2 separate regions of the Homo sapiens genome follow, and region 1 is linked to region 2. Evidence: chromatin loops called from intact Hi-C (ENCODE). Cell type or tissue: GM12878. All regions are shown on one strand. Region 1 overlaps SMG9 (SMG9 nonsense mediated mRNA decay factor). Region 2 has its middle 7.7 kb from the start of LYPD5.

Region 1 (5,000 bases), 64 kb after region 2:
ACACGAGGCGGGATCAGGTTTGCACCCAGACCTGTCTAGCTCCTAGTTCCTTTCCTCCTGGGCTTGTTGCCTCGCAGAGGCAGCTGAGCAGAATGCTTGAGGATTTGGTTCTGCAGCCAGGCTGCCTGGGCTTTGTGACTTTGGGCAATCTGCTTAACCTTTCTAGGCTTCATTTTCTTCATCTGTAAAGTGGGGGTAATAATAGTATCTATCTCACAGGGCTGTTGGTAGGATCAAGGTAGTTAATATATTTCGGCATTTAGAATAGTTCATGGTACATAAAGATCTGGAATGTCCAGGAGAGCCATTCATGAGTAACTGCCCTCCCTCACCACAGGATGCCAGCGAAGAGACAAGCACTTCCGTCATGCAGAAAACCCCCATCATCCTCTCAAAACCTCCAGCAGAGCGGGTGAGCAGAGAAGGAGGGAGGAGGGGGAGCCGTTAGGGAAGGGATTGCCCCCATTGATGGGATTTTTTTTACCTCCGTAGTCAAAACAGCCACCACCTCCAACAGCCCCTGCTGCCCCGCCTGCTCCAGCCCCTCTGGAGAAGCCCATCGTTCTCATGAAGCCACGGGAGGAGGGGAAGGGGCCTGTGGCCGTGACAGGTGCCTCTACCCCTGAGGGCACCGCCCCACCACCCCCTGCAGCCCCTGCGCCACCCAAGGGGGAGAAGGAGGGGCAGAGACCCACACAGCCTGTGTACCAGATCCAGAACCGGGGCATGGGCACTGCCGCACCAGCAGCCATGGACCGTGAGTTGGGGCTGGGCAGTACCAGGTTGGGAACTGGCGTCTCCTCACAGATCCTCACTGCATCCTCTGTCTCCTGCTTTCTCCAATCTCCAGCTGTCGTGGGTCAGGCCAAACTACTGCCCCCAGAGCGCATGAAGCACAGCATCAAGTTGGTGGATGACCAGATGAATTGGTGTGACAGTGCCATCGAGGTACCGAGGGGTCCTGCCCTGCCTGAGCTTCCGCACATCCTGCATCCTCTGATCTTCCACCTCTCTGTAGGCAACACCAGACTGGAGGGTTTTGAGGCAACTTACAGCAGTGAGAGGGGGTGGTATCAGAACATTCTCACCTAACCAGAGCGGAATTTCAACTAGCTCGGCTGTGCTTGCTAGTTGGTAAAATACAGAACTCCTTTGGTACCGATTGGTAAAGAAGTACTCTCACTACCACCCCAGGACCCCTGGGATCTCCCGTGCCATCCACAGCAGGGGAGTCTTTTGGACCCTGCTCCAGTACCCTTCTTATTTGGTTGAAACCCTTGCTGGTGGCTCATGCCTGTAATCCCAGCACTTTGGGAGGCCAAGGTAGGAGAATCACCTAAGCCCAGGAGTTCAAGACCAGCCTGGGCAACATAGGAATACTCCATTTCTACCAAAAATTTAAAAATTAGCCAGGCATGGTGGCAGGAGGCATCCAGGCCACTCAGGAGGCTGAGGTAAGAGGATCACTTGACTCCAGGAGGTCAAGGCTGCAGAGAGCTGTGATCATGACATTGCACTCCAACCTCAACAACAGAGTGAGACCCTGTCTCAGTAAAAAAAAAAAAAAAAAGAACAAGAAGCCCACGCTGTCTCAGTGTCAACTGTTTTGAATGTCACTCCCCCAAAGTGACCCCCATCCATCCCACCACCCCCTGCTCTAGTTCAGACCTCACATTCCTAGATCATCATACATAACACCAGTCTCCCAGATGTTGTGTCCCTTCTTCTGCTTTTTCTCCCCTAGACCTGTCACACCCCTGCTCAGATTGTCCCAGAGGTGTCACCTCTCCTACCCAGCAGCCTGGACTTATTAGCACAGCCTCAAGTCCATTTATTGCCTTGCCCCTGCCACTTCTGTGTCCACTCTCACATTGGAATTAACTGGGGAGCTTTAAAAAAACAAAAAACAGAACAACAACAAAAAACCAAACCCTACCCTTCAGCGCTATTAAGGAAAACTTTCTGCAGTGATGAAGATCATATATATTTGAACTATCCGTCCAGTATGGTAGCCGCTATCCCCAGATGTGGCTTTAGAGCACTTGAAATGTGGCTAGTACAACCAAACAGAATTTTTAATGTTGTTTAAGCTTACTAATTTAAATAGCCATGTATGATCAATGCCTACTGATTGAACAGGGCATCCATAGATATTCTGCTTTAATGTGTTAAAGCACGTTAAATCCTGATTGGGCCCAGGATTTGCTTTATTTATTTAGGAGACGGTCTCGCTCTGTTGCCTAGGCTGGAGTGCAGTGGCACCATCTCGGCTCACTGCAACCTCCACCTCCCGGGTTCAAGCAGTTCTCCAGCCTCAGCTTCCCAGGTAGCTGGGACCACAAGTGTGCGACATCACGCGCAGATAGTTGTTTTTTTTTTTGTTTTTTTGTGATGGAATTTCGCTCCTGTTGCCCAGGCTGGAGTGCAATGGCACGATCTCGGCTCACCGCAACCCCCGCCTCCCGGGTTCAAGCAATTCTCCTGCCTCAGCCTTCCGAGTAGCTGGGATTACAGGCATGTACCACCACACCCAACTAATTTTGTATTTTTAGTAGAGATGGGGTTTCTCCATGTTGGTCAGGCTGGTCTGTAACTCCCGACCTCAGGTGATCCGCCTGCCTCGGCCTCCCAAAGTGCTGGGATTAAAGGTGTGAGCCACTGCACCCAGCCGGGTTTTGTATTTTTGGTAGAGACGGAGTTTCACCATGTTGGCCAGGCTGGTCTTGAACTCCTGGCCTCAAGCGATCCTCCCACCTTGGCCTCCTAAAGTGCTGGGATTACAGGCGTGGGCCACAACACCTGGCCTATAGGATTCGCTTTTAAAAAACAAAACAAAACAAAATTTTAAGGTAATTCTAAGGAGCAGCAGCCACAGTTCAGAACGTAGCTGTTTTCCTTGAGGAGTGTCTCTTACACCCCCTGGTGGTGAAAGTCAGCAGAGCTGGTGGCCCAGAGTTGGTCTCAGTTAATTTCCAGAGGGGCTCTTAAATCCCACAGACAACAGCATATGAATGTAAAAAAAAACAAAAAAACACACACACAGACGAAAGCCTGGGTGGCTCCTGTTTGCACACCACTCCCTTTCATGTGCTTTCCCAGGTTTGCCAGGAATCTGTGCCAGTAGCCCTCAGTCGCCGAGTCCTATCTTCTCCAACCTGCCCTTCTGTTCCTGTGACTCTCACTTTCACTTCTCCAAGATCAGACTTCCCTTTTTCCCGCTGTGTTCAGCCACACTGACTTCCTTTTAGCTTCTTGACCATGCTAGGCTCTTTTCTACTTCAGAGTTCTCACAGACACTGTTGTTTGTGTCTAAAACATTTCACATAATCCTACCATGACACGGAACAGAGGCCCTATGCCTAGTTGAAGGGGTTGGGACTATAGGAGTTTCTCTTCATATATGATAAGGCAGGTGGGGGAGCCACAAGGGTCTCTGGAGTCCCCCCCTCATTCCAGCTCCAGCAGCTGACAGACTTGTCAGAGTCATTTATGTATTTTCCCACAGTACCTGTTGGATCAGACTGATGTGTTGGTGGTTGGTGTCCTGGGCCTCCAGGGGACAGGCAAGTCCATGGTCATGTCATTGTTGTCAGCCAACACTCCAGAGGAGGACCAGAGGTGAGGGGCTATCAGATAGGGTGCAGGAGGGAGGTGGGCACCCACTGGGAGCAGGGGCAAGGTGGGCTTGGGTGTTTCAAGTGGTGTTACCAAAGGACTTTGGAAAGTTGCTTTTCTTCTGTAGACCTCAGTGTCTTCATGAGATGAAGATGATAATGGGCTGGACTAAATCTGTGTAGCTCCAAGGCATCCAATCCTGTTCCTCCCTCCCTCCCTCCCTTCCTGCCTGGCCTCAGGAAATGGTACAGGTCCTAGACAAGAAGTGGGATGATGTAGTTGTTAAGGTTTTGGATTTGGGCCCACCTCAGGCTCAGCCCTGCAACATAACTGGTTGACCTTGGGCAGGTCACTTCATTTCCCGTATCCCCTGTCCAGGTAGATTTTTGGAGAATAAAATAAGATCAAGAAGGCAAAAGTTAATGAGCACCTGGCATAGAGCAAGTATCACAGAATGGTAGCTGATACGATCTGAGAAATAGAGTGGGGAAAGAGATCTGGAGACAGAGAGTGGTTTCTGTACCAGCCTCAGTCCTACTGTGTCACCTTGGGAAAATGGCTCTGCTTCTCCAGGCTGGGGAGGATCAGACATGAGGATTCTCTGGCCTGAACAACATTCTTGAGTAAGGATGGAATGTGATTATGAAGATAAAGCATAAGGGCACAGGAGCAGGTTTTGGGGAGGGGAGAACTTGAGAAACAGGTCCCGAAACTGGGGGCAGAGAAGGAAAGGGAAAAATGTAGGAATTTGGGAATGGGGGAGATACACATCTCATTAAGGGAGAATCAAAATGGGGAATGAGAATGGATAGTAGCCACTGGGGTGGTGAAGAACAGAGACATGTTGAAGTTACCTAAAAATACAGGGATCTGTTTTTTTGTAAAGCAGGTGATACTACCCTGGCCTCCATGGATGAGCGTCAGGAGTCCATTAATCCCTTAACAGTATATGCAGAATTTTATTTATTCATTTATTTTTGAGACAGTGTCCTGTTCTTTCACCCAGGCTCAAGTGCAATGGCACGATCATAGCCCACTGCATCCTCTACCTCCCAGGCTCAAGTGATCTTCCCACTTCAGCCTCCCAAGTAGCTGGGACTACAGGGGCATGCCACCACACCAGCTGGTTTTTAACTTTTTTGGTAGAGATGGCGTCTTCCTCTGTTGCCCAGGCTGGTCTCAAACTCTTGGGCTCAAGCAATCCTCCCGCTTTGGCCTCTCAAAGTGCTGGGATTACAGGTGTGAGCCACCACCGTTGGCCGTATGCAGAATTTTACACACATTTGCAGTCAGGCTTTTCTTCTAGGGAAAAGGTCCCTAGTTTGCACCAGATCTCAGAGTGGGCTGATGGAGATCTAGAAAAGGTGAAGACCACTGTTGGGCGA
Region 2 (5,000 bases):
CGATCAAGTTTCAAGTTATTTAGCCCTTTAAAAATAGTCTGAAAAGAAGGGAAGGGAAGAATTGAATTGGAGAAAGACCCTTGCCTATGCCAGAATTTATATTTAGGAGTGAAGCAAAAGATGTCTGCAACTTGCTTTTAATGGTTCAACAGTAATAGACAAATAATAGATGATAAAGATGATAATGATGATAGATAGCTGGATGGATGGATAGATAGATGATAGATTGATAGATAGATAGATAGATAGATAGATAGATAGATAGATAGAAAAAATAACCACAAATCATTCCCCTCCCTCTATCCACACCTTTTGTTAGTGTCCTTCTGCACTGACTCTGGGATACCCTGGTGACTTGCTGTGGCCAATGGGACATGGGACATTAGCAAACATAACATAAGCAAAGGCATGAAAAGCACCTGCTTATTAGGGGTTGCTCTTTTTTGCTCCCCTTTGGAACGTTGCAACTCCCATGTGATAAAGTTCAAGCTAGCCATTTGGAGGAGAACTGAGGCCTGCCTGACAGCCAGTCTTGTGAGTGAGACCATTCTGGGTCATCCAGCCACCACCCAACCCTCCAGCTGACCACAAGCACATGACAGAGCCCAGCAGAAATCAGTCAAGCCAGCCCATATCAGAAGAACAACCCAAGAGACACACAGGATTTGGAGAGGGGTAAAATGCTTGATGTTTTAAGCCCCTACATTTTGCTTGTGGTTTCCTATGCACCAGAGGCTGACACAGAAGATAGAGATAGAATAAGCAAATATGGCAAATGTTGACAATTTTGATCCACATAATTGCTATATGGATGATCAATGAGTCTTCCTGCCTGCCTTCCTCCCTCCCTCCCTCCCTTCCTTCCTTCCTCCCTCCCTCTCTCCTTCCCTCTTTCTTTCTCTCTTTCCTTCTTTCTTTCTTTCTTTCTTTCTCCCTTTGTCACCCAGGCTAGAGGGCAGTGGCGTGATCTCTGCTCACTGCAACCTCCGCCTTCCAGGTCCAAGCCATTCTCCTGCCTTTGCCTCCCAGGTAGCTGGGATTATAGGTGCCCACCACCACATCAGGCTAATTTTTGTATTTTTAGTAGAGACAGAGTTTCGCCCTGTTGGCCAGTCTGGTCTTGAACTCCTGACCTCAGGTGATCTGCCCGCCTTGGCCTCCCAAAGTGCTGGGATTACAGGCGTGAGCCACCGTGCCCAGCTGATGAGCTAATTTTTCAACACTTTCATACCTTTAAATTTGTTTGCAATAAAATTTAGAAAAATCACCTTTATTTTCATGATGTCACGTTTCTCAACTATTCCATGTTATCCATTTTTTTTTCCCTCAATCTCCTGGGCTCAAGCTGTCATAGTCATCCTGCCTCAACCTCCCAAATGCTGGGATTACAGGCATAAGCCATGGCACCCAGCCCCATGTCATCCTATATTTCAAAGTTAATCTGTGAAACCTTGCTTATATCAAGTTAACTCAAAATATTCACCTCTCACCTTTTATTTAGAGCCTTCTCCAGGCTCTAAATAAAATATAAATACAAAGGATATTTAATAATTCTTTATGAACATATTTTAAAGCTGTATTAGAAACTACACAAATGCTGCCAAAGAAAGGTGTTTGATCACGCTGTGGGTGGTCTGGTATATATTTACTATTATTTAAAAAATATTTTTCTGTTAGGCTGGGCGCAGTGGCTCACGCCTGTAATCCCAGTCCTTTGGGAGGCCGAGGCAGGTGAATCACCTAAGGTCAGGAGTTCAAGACCAGCCTGGCCAACGTGGTGAAACCGCATCTCTACTAAAAGTACAAAGAATTAGCCAGGCGTGGTGGCAGGCCCCTGTAATCCCAGCTTACTTGGGAAGCTGAGGCAGGAGAATCACTTGAACCCAGGAGGCAGAGGTTGCAGTGAGCCAAGATCGCTGCATTCCAGCCTGGGCAACAGAGCGAGACTCTGTCCAAAAAAAAGAAAGAAAGAAAGAAAAACGGAAAGAAAGGAAGGGAAGGGAAAGAAAGGGGAGAGGAGGGGAAGGGAGGGGAGGGGAGGGGAGGGGAAGGGAGGGGAGGGGAGGGGAGGGAACGGAAGGGAAGGGTAGAAACTAGCAAAATTAGCCAGGCACAGTGGCATGCAACTGTGGTCCCAGCTACTCAAGAGGCTGAGGAGGGAGGATCACTTGAGCCCAGCAAGTTGAAGCTGCAGTGACCCATGATGATGCCAGCGCACTCCAGCCTGGGTAACAGAGAAAGACCCTGTCTAAAAAAAACACACGACTATATAACATCAGTAGCAAGACAAGCATGTTTACTCTCATTAATTCTATTCAATCATGTACTGGGAGTTCTAGCCTATACAATAAGGCAAGAAAAAGAAAAAAAAGGCATAAAGATTGGAGAGGAAAAAGTAAAATGGATTTTGTTTTGCAGATGCCATGATTCTACTGTCACCATGTGCAGTTGTTCATGTTGGGCACTGCACAAGAACACTACACCTAAGGAGGTGCTATTCATATCACAGACATCTTTACTATTTTGAAAACAACTTTTTGAAAATTATTATGTATTGTGCATGCTATTGACGGTTGCAAAAGTGATTTACAATTTATTGCAACTATGTTCCAGCAGATGGCAGTAAAGTGTCTTGTTCCAAGAGGGTTGGTAGCTACCATTCTACTTCCATATACTAAGGAGACATTGGTTTTGAAATGGAAAGACGTGTTGATTTTATGTCATTTAAAATAGTCTGTGCTTCTAAACAATGAGCTGCTCTTCCACCTGATATGCAGAACATTTTGTTAAAGTCCCTAATGGTGCCAGCACATTGTCTGTATTCAGTATTTCATATTGCAGTTCATATTTTCATCTAATTATTTACTCTACCAGACTGGAATTGTTGAATTCTATGTTTAAATCTACAAGTCCTGGCCAGGCACAGTGGCTCACGCCTGTAATCCCAGCACTTTGGGAGGCCAAGGCGGGTGGATCACCTGAGGTCAGGAGTTGAAAACCAGAGTGACCAACATGGTGAAACCCTGTCTCTACTAAAAATACCAAAAATTAGCCCAGTGAATGAGCCGGGCGTGGTGGCAGTCGCCTGTAATCCCAGTTACAGAGGCTGAGGCAGGAGAATCGCTTGAACCCGGGAGGCGAAGGTTGCAGTGAGCCAAGATTTCGCCATTGCACTCCAGCCTGGGTGACAAGAACGAAGCTCTGTCTTAAATAAATAAATAAATCTACAAGTCCTTTCACTTGGCACAAATCACTGTATAATAATATCCGGTCAGGTGCAGTGGCTCACACATGTAATCCCAGCACTTTGGGAGGCTGAGGTGGGCAGATCACGAGGTCAGGAGTTCGAGACCAGCCTGCCAACGTGGTGAAACCAAGTCTCTACTAAAAATGCAAAAATTAGCCGGGTGTAGTGGCGGGCGCCTGTAATCCCAGCTACTCGGGAGGCTGAGGCAGGAGAATCACTTGAACCCGGGAGGTGGAGGTTGCAGTGAGCCGAGACCACGCCGTTGCACTCCAGCCTGGGTGACAGGGCAAGACTCTTGTCTCAAAACAACAACAACAATAACACAACAAACTAATATCCGGTTACCATTAATCATCCACAAAGAATGTGTGTGGGTTGAAATTAAAGAGTATTATGCAAGTCTGTTAATTATACTATTATAGTAGTTGCTTATTATTGCTTTAGAAATTTCATCAGTATAAAAATAAACTTATGAAAATTTAATGATTTGTTGCCTACATAGTATTGTAAGATGCTAAAATTCTAAGATAAAATATTAACCTTATTCGATGTCTATCAAGGACAAAAAATAATCAGGACCAGAAAATGGAAAGCTATTATGAAACAAAGTGGATCATTGAATGAATTTTTGAGAAAAACAAAGTTGCAAGGGGAAAAAATTTCCACAGCTGCTATTTTGGCAGAATGTAGCACAGATCCATTAATTATTGAGCAGAACAGACCATGAATTTACTCCTTCCACTTTTGGGTAAGCCAAGAAAAGAAAATTCAAGAAATAACTGGAAGACAGGAAAAATGGAGAATAAACGAACCCTTTAATTACATGTTCTTTTCGTCAATCCAGGTACCCAGCCACCTAATTTAAATATTAAACTCTTTAGATGTGAATATTTAAATATTAAACCCTTAAATTTAAACTCTTAAAAATTATTCACCTTAAATAAGAGCAGTTAGGCTGGGTGCAGTGGCTCACGCCTGTAACCTCAATGCTTTGGGAGGCTGAGGCCAGTGGATCAGTTGGGGTCAGGAGTTCGAGACCAGCCTGGCCAACATGGTGAAACCCCGTCTCTACTAAATATACAAAAATTAGCCAGGCGTGGTGGCAGACACCTGTAATCCCAGCCTCTCCGGAGGCTGAGACATAAGAATCACTTGAACCTGGGAGGCAGTGGTGAGTCAAGATCACGCCACTGCACTCCAGCCTAGGCAACAGAGTGAGACTCTGTCTCAAAAAAAAGAGCATTTAACTTCCAAAAGACAGTAACGGTAGACAGAAAAGTAGTTTCACATCAATTTTTTCAACTGAGGAATAAATGACCAGATCAGGTAACTTTGTTTAATCTCAAAGGATTCTGTAATTAATGTTTATTTCAAAGAGGTGGAAAAAATACACTGGAGATGGAGAAAAATACACTAAAACAAAGAAATGAGTAGAATGTGGTGGATGCTGTGATTTGCCACCAAGATCTCTTTAGGAATGAAGGACTCTGACAGCTGCTTCTGATGTCAGCCCCTTGGGCATTGCCTCAGCTGATCAGAACCCAGAAGCCCAGTGCCAGACCTCCCCCTGGGGTGCACTGAACCCTTGGATTGACTGAATCAGGACCCAATCTCACCCTCTGCTCAAAATCCAGTTTCCTTTGCCTCCTTTATGCAGCTATTGATCCCAAGGTCCTGCATGCTAATCTCAGCCTCACAATCTGCCTCCCAGGAGAGCCTAGCCTGCAACAACACAGGTGAGCACAGCTATCAC

What was found. A loop is a pair of places that touch in the nucleus more often than their neighbours do. Peaks named below come from ENCODE experiments on the same cell type or tissue, not always from the same donor. Only the 100,000 strongest peaks of a DNase experiment are listed, where the experiment ranks them.
Region 1: a loop joins it to region 2, with 10 times the contacts of the local background. A loop is called at or near these places in 26 of 110 quality-filtered maps.

Annotation. Positions count from the first base shown.
Region 1 is chr19:43,743,390-43,748,389 of GRCh38, reverse strand. SMG9 (SMG9 nonsense mediated mRNA decay factor) reads left to right here. Exons shown (of 14, transcript NM_019108.4): 3 at 338-412; 4 at 493-757; 5 at 851-948; 6 at 3,506-3,618. Among named protein-coding and RNA genes, the nearest start is that of SMG9, 9.1 kb to the left of the region's middle. RefSeq lists a silencer at 477-606. In GM12878, a CTCF peak has its summit at 2,934 (motif pointing left); DNase peaks (open chromatin) are centred at 349 and 2,929; H3K4me3 peaks cover 588 bases; H3K27ac peaks cover 2,157 bases.
Region 2 is chr19:43,807,606-43,812,605 of GRCh38, reverse strand. It overlaps a transcript of LYPD5 not described here. Among named protein-coding and RNA genes, the nearest start is that of LYPD5, 7.7 kb to the right of the region's middle. In GM12878, a CTCF peak has its summit at 2,620 (motif pointing right); a DNase peak (open chromatin) is centred at 2,665.